3 separate regions of the Mus musculus genome follow, and all the other regions are linked to region 2. A link is a contact called in ENCODE POLR2A ChIA-PET data. All regions are on one chromosome and are shown on one strand. Each heading gives the region's core, a stretch centred on a gene start or an enhancer-like site at or near the end of the contact. The rest is flanking DNA. Distances are from core to core; before and after follow the strand shown.

Region 1 (4,098 bases), core at 106-2,605, 350 kb after region 2:
CAAGGCTCTTCTTCAAGGGTCTGTTGTCTGCCTTCTCACTTGCCTGGTTCTCCTCTCAGCCCAGATATGAAAGGCAGTATTTGGGGGGAATACTAAACGCAACTGAAATGACTAAGCAGATTTCTCTAAGCAAAACCGCTTACGCAAAATTATTGTACACCCAGTGGTTGTCTTATGTTCTTTAGGTTGAAAGGGGCATTGAAAGTAATTTCCTCAAGAACTTTCAGGGGGATTAAGACGAACTATGTGGAAATGAACTCTCTAAATCTTCCTTATATTGGTGCTATTGTGAGACATTACACCTTACACTTTAGCAAGAGCTCTGGGGCGGCTATTAATCGCTAATGAATGCTGCAGATAGCTTACTGCTGTAGGAAGGCAAGGTGCTCCGGTTTTGAAGGGCTTATTACATCGCCCACCCTGTAACTACAGGTAATGGTCCTACTACCATGTATGACTAACAGTCAATCCCTCAGCTCCAAGACAGCCCCTGAGGTTTCTTTCCCTAGCCATCCTTTGATCTACATCTTTTAAGCTTTTTCCTGTGGCCGAACCCTCCAGTTCTCGAAGGCCAAACTGATCTCTACACTAGGCTGATCTAAGTCCACCAAAATGTCCGCGGAAGCGCTCTCCAGGGGCCAGCAGGAGATTCTTCTCCCATGGCCTTCCCTGTCCTTTGAGATGGTTTATCTGAGGATCTCGAGGAGCCATCCGGCTCTCCTGGCGTCAGAAGGGCGTGCGTCAGGGCAAGGAAGCTTGCAGCTCAGTACGGTCCCCCTCCCTGAGGTGTCAGCAACCACCCACTGCGCGAAACCAGGCGGGGGAGGCGCGCCGCAGCCAGCCGCCCGAGGAGCTCTGCGGCGGGGCCGTTTCCCTTAGTCACCGCGGCACCCACGCCGCGGCCTTCTCCTCAGGCACTCGGTGTCCTCACGCCCAGGCCGCCACGCCGGCAGGGGGCTCAACCGCCACCTCCTCCCCAGGAGCAGCGGCCAGTATCTTGCCTCTCGCCCTCCACTCTGGCAGCCTTCAACCGACCCTTCCCTACCCGCATCACGTGCACCGGGAAGTGCGTGGGTGGGTCTTACAGCGCCTACGGAAATGACGTAGTTCGCCCCGAGTCGCATGATGTGGCAAAATGTTAAAAAAAAAAAAAAGTGGGAGGGGGGAGGGGAGAAGGGAGAAACCGGAGCCTGGGGAAAGTGATGAGTCTAGAAAAAGTAGTCCCTCGGTTCCTCTGTTTCCCCGCAGCCGCATCAGCGAAGAGCGCTCCGCGCACTGCGTCCCTGAATCCCTACGCCCGACCGCGGCGCGGCGTCTGTGGAAGGCTACATAAGGCGGACGGCGTGAGGAGACTGGGCGGAGTTCTGCCTCGGGATCCTTCCGCAGGGCTCAGCCGTTTCCGGAGTCTGCGCTGCTCCCGGTTCCGCCATTGCGGCTCTCCCGGCCCCTGGAGCCTCCGCCCCCGACCCAAGCTCTCTCGTCTGCCTGCCAGTTCCCTGCGTCCCCGGAGAGTATCCCTCTGAGCCCAGCCTCCCCTCCCCTTCCCCGTCTCCTCCTCTCCCTTGGAGAGCCCGGGCAGGCACTGCCCTGCAGCCCCAGTGACAGGAGGAGACCATACTCCCCGACAGCGCCATGGCCCAGATTCTGCCCATTCGCTTTCAGGAGCATCTCCAGGTACGTGTGAGTCGGGGCTGCTGAGGGACTTTTCGAGGGTCGTGGGAAGGAAGAAGCTAGCGGCCTGGCCCGAAAGGGATCGAGAGAAGGGGAGTGGGGGGTGTCGGTATTTGGCATAGGTGGAGGAAGGACAGTGTCTTAAAAGCTTAAAGGGTTAAATGATATGAGACTAGGATGGAAATGACGAATCGGAGTGCAAAGGGCGGCGAGGCCAGGCCTTACGTCTGACGACCTCTTATTCTGCTTCCTGGATTGCAAGAACTGCGCATACCAGACCCCCCTTCCCATTTTACTCAGTTCATTCATTTGGGTAGGGGCTAGGTGGGGGAGCTTCTCGCGCGTTTCTCCCAGAGCAAGATTTCTCGTTAACCCTGAGCGACGCGGGGCTGTCACCTTCCCTTGGTCTATTCCCATTTCTACATCGAGTCTGCACCCAGGAATTGTGTGGCGGGTGGGTTGGGGAGGAGCTGCATCCTCCCTCTGCAGCTCACCACTGAGAAAGGCACCTTGGGGTTAGGGTAGCAGTGGCTCGTGGCTTGCCTTCCCTGAATCTATAAGGAACCGAAGGTCACACTCACTGAAGGAACAGAAAGAAGATAGAGGGGCGGCAAGGGGCGGTGTCAGTCTCGGTGCCTGGGGTCAAGGTCCCAAGGGGAACGCGCATATTTTTCCTTTCTTGGTTTCTTCAGAGGGTTAGTGTAGCTCTTAGGCTCACTTTGATTCTTGCAGGTAGGGAGAGTTATTTAGAGGTTATTTATGGCCTTTTGGAATTTAGCAGGTAGTTGTGGGATTACGGCAGGAGTATGTCTCACAGGACTGCGTGGAATTCATCAGAGCCGGGTTTAAGTGCATACCTGCTCTGTGTCAGTACCTAACAAGTTGATCTGTAACTGGCTCCTTTTTAATAGTCTGGGGCGTCCCCCCTCCGCCCCCCACTGCACCTTATCCTGGAGTCAATACACCATTGTCTAACCTGGCAACCTGCCAGCAGTTGGCCTAGGCAGGTGACTGTTGGAGGGCTTCGCTGAATTACGCTTCTTCTGAACTGCTGATTTTCCTGGTTCACTTGTCCCGACTCTTTGACATCATAATTTATTCATATTAATTTACTTTCCCTCAAGTATCCCCATAAAGAAATCTGCTTTCAGCTGCATCTTCTGAAGGGCTAATTTCATGAGGGGGAGGTGCAGTGATCCAGTTCAAATATTGGTAACTTATTGAGTGCTTTATCATTGAAGGCAATCTGATTTACTTTTCTTCATTGATATACATAAAAGATGTTTGATAATAAAGAGGGTTAACTAAAATTTAGCACCAAGTAAAATAATTAAATATTTCTTTATAGACTTTACCGTGTTGCTAACATTAACGAATTATTTTACTTTAGGACTTCTTTGCCCATTAAATGACTTGAATACATTTTCTTCAGTCATCACTAGTTTTCAAATAATTCATCTGATTTTGGCAATAAGATCTCTATTTTGTAAAGGTCTGAAAAATGTCAAGTGACAATGCTGACAGAGAAGTTAATTTTTGTTCTCAATTCAAGCTTGAGTTTCCTCTGTTAAGAATATAAAGTGTTAGGAAAGCACTGTTCTGGATGTTAGTGGACAGTGGGCTCTTCAGGCTGAGTTAAGAGGGAGGCAGCCTGTGTACACTAACAACAGAAAAAAATCTAGCTTTAATTAATTGCTTGCTTTAATTAATTTGACCATGATTTGGGTTGCTGTTTTTTCTTCTCCCATCTTTGGGATTAACACTTGGCCACACTGAAGTTACCAGAAATAGCTTTCTGCAAATATGTGTATAAACCTTACACAAAAGAAGCAAAGACAACTGCTGATGACATGACCGTTGCTGGTGATTTGAGTAATAGTTTTTCATTTCTATTAAACTCAAGACCAGAATTGTTGAATGGTCTTACAGACTGGAATCCAAACTTGTCACTAATTAAAAACAGATTTAATGCAGGTGTGGCATGTGAGTAGCAATTTCTGCAAATATTTGAAACTGTTTTCCAAAATTTAAAGATTTTGAATATTTATAAAATAGCTTTACAGATACACTTGAAGATCTCGGATGCTTATTTTCTGGAGGACCTCATTACACTTTAGGCTTTGGCTGGTAGGATCCCACTCTAGTAGATAGAGTCAGGTGTGCCGAAAGGATAATGTATCTTCTGATCTCAGACTTTTATTCCCTCTCTTTTAACAAACAAACATACAGTGTAAGGATTATTCCAGTTGTCATCTTAAGTCTTTGATTGCCCAGCCTCTGCCATTCTGCTTAGAAAACAACTTTCTAAAGCATTTAGGAGAACTGGGAAGTAAGGAGTGTAGAGTTCACTTGTGAAAGTTAACAGCAAACTCTAAATTAATTTATTTTAAACTTTTTATGAGAATGTTGCAAATAAAAAATTGCTAT
Region 2 (4,535 bases), core at 1,645-4,144:
CTCTTCTGCTGTGTCTGAAGAGAGACAGTATACTCGCATACATAAAATAAACAAATCTTTTTTAAAAAAATCTTATTTTTTTTTTAATTCAAGAGTTTATTGAAGGCTACTATAACATGGGAAGCGATTATCAGGGAACCAGTATATTCTGAAGATGATGTTAGCCCAGCCTCACCTTTCATTCTTAAAATATCTGAGGTAGTGAAGAAAGGCATCTGCATTCCCTTCAAACTTAGAACTATCAAAAAAAACAATGAGAGGAATAAAATGTTTCTTTAAAAGTCAGAAGTAAACCAAGAAACAGAATCCAAGTATCCTATTACACTGCCTTTGTGAACAATCCCAAGTGGGTTCACTAAAGGAGGCCAGGAGACAAACACCTCTCAATCAGTTAGTGAAGGGAAAACATTAGTGAGCAAAGGTTACCCTACAATGGATGAGCTTATTCCGCCATTAGTAATGCTGAAATGATGAGAAAATACATTCTCATTAGTTTCACTGACCTTCCTTTAAATGATCCAGTTCAGCAACTCAGGCAGATCAAATCTACTAAACAATGGGATACTAATCCTCAAATCCTGGGCTACAAAACCCAAATTTGGGAATATTTAACTCTGCTAACCAAGCATTGGGTTTTAAAGACAAATGTTAAAAGGCAAATTTAATTTTCTGAATTAGATGTCAACACAGGAAAAATATCAAATAATTTATTAAGATTAGACTTTTTACCAAGTGAAGATAACTACTGCCTTTGCAAAGATAAATAGGCACTCCTATTATATATGCAAGGGCTCCTTAGCAAACCTTTTAAGTATTGTAAAGACCTACTAATAAAAGACGATTGCACAAGGAATCATTTATCTCTGGCTTAGAAAGTAACTTTCTCAACAGGTACTGTTTTTAAAAGAAAGGAAGGAACATGGCAATGTGAAGATGAAATGTCTTTTGTTGTCTAGTCAATAAAAAGCAGTTAATATTGAAAATCATGGTTAAAAATAATGTTTTTCAAGCCCTTGGTTATGAAAAAAAGTTCAGTAACTTGAAAATTGTAAATGCTACTACCATCAATGTACTTCAGGTTATGTTACAAAGGGAAAAGCTGTTTTCCTTTGATCCTCTGAAAAAAGAAATGTTAAAGCTAGACCATAATTTATACAGTATCTAAAATATGTTAAAGTTCAACAACCTCATAACTTCCTAAAACTTACCTTTAACAGGATGTTTAACTTGTATTTTCTTTAAGATAATTTGCTCAATATTTTTTAAAAGTTTGAGAATTGATTGCAATGGAAGGGTTAGATAAAGCTCAGAACTTGATCCACCAATTACAAAAAGCAACCCGTTAAAAACACAGAATTAGCCTCTAACAAGTAAAAATATCTCCACCTATTCCAGTGCAAGGAATTCATACTATGGGAGAGGAACAAGAGAATTTACATGCAGGTTGTTTGATAGACTCTAACCACAATATTTAACATTTTGTGCGTATTTTAAGATGGTAATCACACACCCACACACGAAAAATTCTTAAGTCAAATATTCATTTTTTCAAGATTTGGAAAGCAGCAGAAAATTCTTCTCCTCTTCTCTCCCCCCACCCCCGCCCCCATCCCCACACTCCCTCCACAAAGAAAGTTTTAAAATACAATGTTAAACAAGACTGGAAATCTTTCTAATAAAATGTGTTTGAAACACCTGAATTAATTAACCCAAGAGAAAAGAAACTGAGGCCTCACACCTTCTGGTGTGGGAATGGGGAAGTCGGGGTGGTACTCGCTATCTTCCAGGATCACCCCAAAGTCTATTCCAAAGCAGAAGTTACAAACTCAAGATTTTCCTTGGAGAGAGTGGCTCAGACACAACGGATACCTACGCAGAGGGAAAAAGGGCAGACTGCAGATGGAGTGTTTTACTTTTTAATATTAATCTTGGTATTTTTTTAAAAGGGGGCTGGTGGTCCGATGATCAATCTGGAAGAAAAGTGATCATGCAAAAAGAAGTCTGAAGACAGAACAAGAAAACTAAGAAAAAAGGCGCGGCGATCTAGCGGGCAGTGGAAGGATGGGAGGGCGGGAATAAAGAGAACACTGATGGAGAATGACAAGGCCACTCGGCTGGACGCTCAGTGCACTCCAGCCTTGCCCGCAGCCGCTGAGGGCCTTCGTCCAGGGTTCTCCTTGCACAGAGGAAAGGAATTGAGCATCTAGGAAGCAGAAAGCCGGGCCTGGGGCAACGCCGCTCGCGCCCCGGGAAGGAGCTCCAGGCTCGGTCCCCGCGGCGGCTCCTCTCCCAAGCCGCAAAGAGCCCAGTCTGCGGAACCGCGGGCAAGTTTCTCGTGCAAGTCTAGCATCTTCTTTCAGACTGTCCCAGCTCGCCTGCGAGTAGGTGCATGGTGGACTTGAATTTCTCCGCGCCCCTAGACTTCTGCCCCACCTCATCCTCCATCCCCCTTTTCGGGAGACGTAAACGACCTCTCTCCTCCTCCGAGCTATTAAAGACCGTTCCAGTCACGCTTGGGCAAGGAAGGTAGAAATTCGTGAGGCGGTATCTGTGCCGGGCGCGGCTCCTGGAGCCGATGAAGGAGAAAACCAGGACCAGGGAATTACAAAGGCCCCACACCCTCAACATCTCCCGCCATTTCCCTCACGAGTTCCCCGGATGTAACCCCTTCCCCCGCGGCGGTTAAGAGACCAAGGCGGCGGTAGCTCCCGTAGGTGCAGAAAGAAGGAACTCAATTCAGGTTCCAGCTTCCACAACCCAGTTTCAGGAGACTCTAAAATGCGCTTCACCTTCTAGGCCATCGGTGGAGCACATTAATTACCCAGTAGGTTTCCTTCACTCTCCACTCACCATCAGTTCCAGCTTATCGACCTCCGCCTCCATATTGAATAGTTGACATTCCTCAGACCGCTGAGGCGCTTAAGCTGTAAGCCGTGCTAGCACTGAGGCCCTCCATTGGACAGCTGTCACTCAACGTCTTGCGCTCATTGGCTAGTACGTTCCATCGGCGCCCGCCCATTGGCGCCTGGGTAACGCCCCTCGTTATAAAACGCACTTTCCTGTTGGACAAAGACACAAAACGCCGCAGGGGGATTGGCTGCTGAATATATGAATTTTTCCATTGGCTGCCTTATGGTCCCTACTTTCAAGTTCATACTTGGAAAAGAGTTTGCGATTGGTGTACTCGGAAGCAGCAGCAGCCAATGACATAAAAGCTTCCACTGCGGGCCTAGGCGACGTGACACACCTCCTTTTCTCTCCGGCTTCCCCGCCCCTTCTCGCCCGCCTTTCCTTATTCATACAAGAAGCGCCTCAGTTCCGATTGGCCAGGATGTGATGCTCTTTTGGCCAATCGTAGTCCAAGCTGTGCTTTGATCCTTTCAAGACAACGAACCCTGTAGAGACCACGTCTACGATTGGTCGCTCGTCGGCAAAGATTTAATTTTGAAATTTTCTTTATGGTGTGGAAGAGGCTTAGGCCCGAACTTCGTCTAATCCCCAGGCTCTTAGACTAGTAAGTGCAACGACGTTTTTTCTCTTTGTTACCTGGTCCCGTCTTCCGTTACTCGAACTGTTGATGACTGGGTTCTTATGGAGGTGGGGTCTTGAGCTGGACAGGGAAGGGAGATGGAGCAGAAAAGGAAAGGTTTCGGGCAGGAGAAGAGCTCCGCTGGCAACATCTGAGACACATTTTTTATTTAACACTGCAATATATAGTTTGAAGTGATTGCCTTTTTGCTCAGTCTTTGTCGTAACTTTTTGCTTCTCAAAGGGGGCCCACCGACTGGCGGTAATTGGCTTCTCTGGGCGCTAGCGAAAAATGCAAATTATAGGAATCTACCCAAATTTCCTATCACAATGTTTATTTAACCAGATGCTCTCCCCAGCCATTCTTCAGCGCATTTACGTTTATGGAGAAGTATTTTATGTCAGGTAATTTTACAGTGTTCCATGATGCAAAATGACTTCTGACATCTACTTTAAAAGTATACCCCTTTTACTGTGTGTCTAGTAGTGTGCTGGGTAAGACTAAGGACCTGTGGTCACTCTGAGAAAGACACAGGGAAGAACCGGGTGGGGTTGGGGATAGCAATGCTTCACGACTTAAAACAAAATTGACTATAGGACAATGGCAGAGATCATGCTTCAGCATTCAAGGCAAACCAACTAAACTGATGATGGAAATTAAATTGACTAGAGGGGGATGTAAAACATGTGTTTTAGAATAGTGATGATGAAGTAAATCTGTCACTTATGCTGCTGCTACAGTTTTAGAAGTGCCCCTGGCCAAAGACCTTTCCATATAACTGATGGAGTTCTTAAAGAACCAGCAGTGTCAACTCATGAAGAAGACTAATTATATTGTTCTGAGACAGGAGCTTGTGTATCAACAACTAACCCAGACTTTTTTAAATTTTATTTTTTCAGATAAGGATGTATATTTAAATATAAAACAGAAATATTTTAAGTACTATTAAGTGTTTCAAAATACCTGTCTTTTTTGTTTGTTTGGTTGGTTGGTTGGCTGGTTGGTT
Region 3 (4,486 bases), core at 968-3,467, 300 kb before region 2:
CATATATAAATCCTATGTAAGCTAAACAATGTACTTACATAAACCATATTTTGTCCAGTCCTACCAAGCTTTTTGAGTCACCAAATGGGATAAATACATTCTCCTCCTCCAAGGAGAGACACGGAATTTGGAGCTTGCTCCAGATAGTAAACAGTTTTTTAAGTTTATGTTTCAAGAAAATGGTGCTGTTTTTCCATCCTCATACTTTGAATGACGTGTCTATGCACATTTAAGAGCTGTGACATTCTCTACACTGTTCAAAATGTCGCCACCTTCCTTAGTACTTGAATGACTGATTTGGAGTATTTAAAGCTTCAATTCCTGAATAAAAGTCCAGGCTAAGAATCACTGGCAGGGAGGGGAAAGGTAGTACAGCAGGTAAAGGGCCTGGTTGCCAAGCCTGACAGCCTCAATTCCATCTGTCCCCAATACCACATGGGGGAAGCCGAGAACCAATTTCTCTCACCTCCAGTCTAGTAATGTGGCCTGTGTGTCACACACAAACACAAAAGAAATGTAATAATAAAGAGTCGTTGCTTTAGCTGAGCATTGGTGGCACTGACCTTTCTTTTGTTTTGGGGGTGGGGGGTTCCAGACGGGGTTTCTCTGTGTAGCCCTGGCTGACCTCAAACTCAGAAATCCACCTGCCTCTGCCTCCCAAGGGCTGGGATTAAAGGCGTGCACCACCACTGCCCGGCTTTTTTTGGGGGTAGGGGGTGGGGGTGGGGAGGTCGCTGGCCTTTCTAATCCCAGTACTCAGGAGGCAGAGGCAGATGAATCTCTGTGACTTCGAGGAGAGCCTGCTCTACAGAGTCAGTTTTGGGAGAGCCACGAAAGAAACCTACACAAAGAGGTTGTCTTGAAAACCCACAAGTTAAAAAAAGAAAAGAAAAGAACCCGGTGTGGTGTCGCACACCTTTGATCCCAGCACTCAAGAGGCAGAGGCAGGCAGATTTCTGAGTTCGAGGCCAGCCTGATCTACAGAGTGAGTTTCAGGACAGCCAGGGCTACATAGAGAAACCCTGTATCGAAAAACCAAAAAGAAAAGAAAAAAAGAAAGAAGAAGTTGTTGTCAATAAGTAGTGCAAAAGCAGGGAGAGTCGCGTATTCCTATATCCCATAATTTAGAAAGTTTAGATGCTGTCTTCAAAAAAAATGCTAGATTTTTTTTTTTTTTTGAAATGTGAGGTAGGTATGACACACTTTTTTTGGTTTTGTTTTGTAGCTCTGGCTGTCCTGAAACTCACTCTGTAGACCATGCTGTCCTCGAACTCAGAAATCCGCCTGCCTCTGCCTCCCGACTGCTGGGATTAAAGGCGTGCTGCCACCACTGCCCGGCACGACACACTTTTTTTTTATATCATCTTCCGTATTTCTTGGGCCTTTAAAGCCACCTTCCAAACTGCCAATCTCCCCAAAAGTTCTGATGTGGAAGCAGTCACTCCCGCTCCGTCAACATCCCCGGTCAACTCTACTAAAGAGGTCCAGCTCCTCCCTCGGGACACCAGAGGCCCAGGCTAGACCACGAGACGACAAGGACACGATAGCTTACTTTTCCAGCTACTTCTTACTCTAGGCAGGCCTGCCGACATGAATGCTCAGAAACCGCCACACTCTGAGGGAGCTCCGGAGTCCCGGGGTCACCCACCGGAAGCTGTGCGTGCGTGCGTGAGCGGGCGAGTGCGTGGACGCGCGCGTGGGCGCCAACCACTCCCTACCGCAGCCCCCCAAAGTGGGAGGCTGGCCCACAATCCCCCGCGAGGGCGGGAAAAGCAAGGGGTCGCCTGGCAAGGGTCAGGGGACACACAACAGACCTCCTACAAGGGTTTTTTGAATTTTTCACAGCAGGAAACTGCCAACTGGTCAGTTTCTGGTTGCTGCGTCTACTACAACTTCCATCCAGGAGGATGGATTCTTGAGGAACCCGTGAAAGAGGGCAGAGCATGGTGAGGAAATATGCTGTACAGGGTTCACTTGGCCTGGCTACCGTCTCCGCGTCTCCGGCCTCTTTTTTTGTTTTTGTGTTCACTGTCAGGCTATATCCGAAACGTGACTCGGACGAGTGAAACTAGAAGACAACCTTACATGAAACCAGTGTGTGGGATTTCCTCAGCAGCAGCAAGGCCTCGTGAGTCTAGGCCGCGCGAGCCCCGCCCCTTACGCCGCGCGTGTGACGTCACGCCACTGACCCTCCCCCGCGGGAGGGCGGGGTTTGGGTTTCCAGCGCTTTCGCGCCTCTTGCTCTACGTCACTGCGTGCGTAGCCGCCGAGCTCTCAAAAAAAAAAAAAAAAAAAAAAAAAATGCAGCGGGAGTTGGTGGGTTATCCGCTGTCTCCAGCGGTGCGCGGGAAGCTGGTGGCTGCGGGGTTTCAGACGGCGGAGGACGTCCTAGAGGTGAAGCCCTCCGAGCTCAGCAAAGGTAACGACTCCCAGCTGCCAGCTGATGCACCGCGGCCGCTTGGCGCCGCCTCCGTCTTCGTTCCGCCGCCTCCGCCAAGCCGATCTTTTGACACCGCTGAAATTCTCTTGAGCTTGGAACTGTGTGGAGCAACGTTTACTGATTGCTTTCTCCGTGCTCGCTGGATGCTTTGAGGAGTGCCTCACTTAATGGTTTAAGGAAGGCTCCTCTTGGACCAGGGTGTCCAATCTGTAGATGAAAGAACCGACTTCTCATCTTGAGGTTTCATGATAAACTGGGTTGGGAAACAATCACAAGCCATGTAATTCTCCTTGGTCAAAGATCCTGGGGGGCGGGGGGGGGGAATTGAAGTTGAAAAATAAAGGATTAGAGAAGGACTAGAGATATTTCAGTGAGAAAAGCAATAGAACATTCCCTTAGACCAGGAGAAAGCTCTAGAAAGACGTTCGTGATTCACAGGAATACTGCCTCCCCCCCCCCCCCGCCCTGGCCCCCGACTTTTCTCAGAGTTCTTTAGGTTACAGATAAGTGGGAATCACAACCGGGCAGTGGTGGCGCACGCCTTTAATCCCAGCACTTGGGAGGCAGAGGCAGGTGAATTTCTGAGTTCGAGGCTAGCCTGGTCTACAGAGTGAGTTCTAGGACAGCCAGGGCTACACAGAGAAACCCAGTCTCAAAAAACAAAACAAAAAAACCAAAGTGGGGACCACTGCATCCTTAATGTTCACAAATCCAAACTTCGTTGTAGTCACCCACTGTGCCAGTAATACTATGCACATCTCTTTGATGGTGATCAAAGAGGACAGAATGGAATCTGGTTTGATTTTTGTTTAAGTGTTGTGTATTGAACTCATGGCTTTGCCAATGTTAAACACTACCACAGAGCTATACCCCTAGTCTAATTTTACATCCCAGCGATGATGCTAACAGAGTAGTAGCAGAATGGGTAGAGCACTAACTAGCTATGTATGCCCAAGGCCCTGGTTTTGATTCCCCAACTGCTAAATAACTAAATAATTGGATAATTCATTTCTGTGTTAGACTTTTGTTTGTTTCAAGAAAAGGTTTGGGGGCTGGAGAGATGGCTCAGCGGTTAAGAGCACTGACTGCTCTTCCCGAGGTCCTGCGTTCAATTCCCAGCAACCACATAGTGGCTCACAACCATCTGTAATGGTATCCGATGCCCCCTTCTGGTGTGTCTGAAGACAGCTACATGTACTCACGTATATAAAATAAAAATAAATCTTTTTAAAAAAGAGAGAGAGAGAAAAGGAAAGAAAAAGGTTTCTCAGTGTAGTCCTGACTGTCCTGGAACTCGATCTGTAGACCATGCTGGCCTGCCTGATTTCCTAGTGCTGGCATTAAAGGCATGGGCCCCCATGCCAGGCTCTGAGTTATACTTTTAATTCTCTAATGTCAGGTTTTCTTTTTCTTATTTTATTTATAGAAGTTGGGATATCTAAAGAGGAAGCCTTGGAAACTCTACAAATTCTAAGAAGAGAATGTCTCACAAATAAACCAAGATGTGCCGGTACATCTGTGGCAAACGAGAAGTGCACAGCACTGGAACTTCTCGAGCAAGAGCATACCCAGGGCTTCATAATCACCTTCTGTTCAGCACTCGATAACATTCTTGGGGGTGGAATACCCCTAATGAAGACGACAGAAGTTTGTGGTGTACCAGGTGTTGGAAAAACACAGTTATGGTAAAATAGGACGTTCCCTGCTTACGGGTGGACTTAATGTAACAAACAGAATATTCTGCTGTGAGTTTGTAGTCAGGAAACCAAGAAGCATACAGTACTACTTTGTATGTGTTCACATCAAACAATCAGCTTACCATCATATTATCCAGGATCCCTGTCTTCTTGATGAAGTTTTGATATCAAAAATGTTTCTTTCATAATATTGCCTGGTCACTAAACGTATACACTCCTAATTAATTGGCTTCTGAGATATATTTGTCAGATGTTTTAAAGTTGATTTATATATGATAAAGAAGAGTTCTGAATCATGTTTGGTGACATACTCATAATCTCAACACTCAGGATACGAACGCAGGAGTGC

Evidence for each region. ChIA-PET counts read pairs that join two places held with the same protein, here RNA polymerase II (POLR2A).
Region 1: POLR2A ChIA-PET joins it to region 2 with 20 read pairs in embryonic stem cell. The contact joins the promoter of Cltc here to the promoter of Ska2 in region 2. POLR2A ChIA-PET finds 5 or more read pairs at or near these places in 4 of 5 experiments (Patski and embryonic stem cell).
Region 3: POLR2A ChIA-PET joins it to region 2 with 23 read pairs in embryonic stem cell. The contact joins the promoter of Rad51c here to the promoter of Ska2 in region 2. POLR2A ChIA-PET finds 5 or more read pairs at or near these places in 4 of 5 experiments (Patski and embryonic stem cell).

The regions. Positions count from the first base shown.
Region 1 is chr11:86,754,824-86,758,921 of GRCm38, reverse strand. Cltc (clathrin, heavy polypeptide (Hc)) reads left to right here and starts at 1,355. Exons shown (of 32, transcript NM_001003908.2): 1 at 1,355-1,674. The coding sequence starts at 1,633. It overlaps Gm42085 (a long non-coding RNA gene), which reads right to left and starts at 1,209. Exons shown (of 3, transcript XR_880101.3): 1 at 1,046-1,209.
Region 2 is chr11:87,107,620-87,112,154 of GRCm38, reverse strand. Ska2 (spindle and kinetochore associated complex subunit 2) reads right to left here and starts at 2,894. Exons shown (of 4, transcript NM_025377.3): 1 at 2,851-2,894. The coding sequence starts at 2,883. It overlaps Prr11 (proline rich 11), which reads left to right and starts at 3,441. Exons shown (of 10, transcript NM_175563.5): 1 at 3,441-3,514.
Region 3 is chr11:87,402,237-87,406,722 of GRCm38, reverse strand. Rad51c (RAD51 paralog C) reads left to right here and starts at 2,217. Exons shown (of 9, transcript NM_053269.4): 1 at 2,217-2,419; 2 at 3,867-4,125. The coding sequence starts at 2,302. Tex14 (testis expressed gene 14) reads right to left here and starts at 1,658. Exons shown (of 31, transcript NM_031386.2): 1 at 1,553-1,658.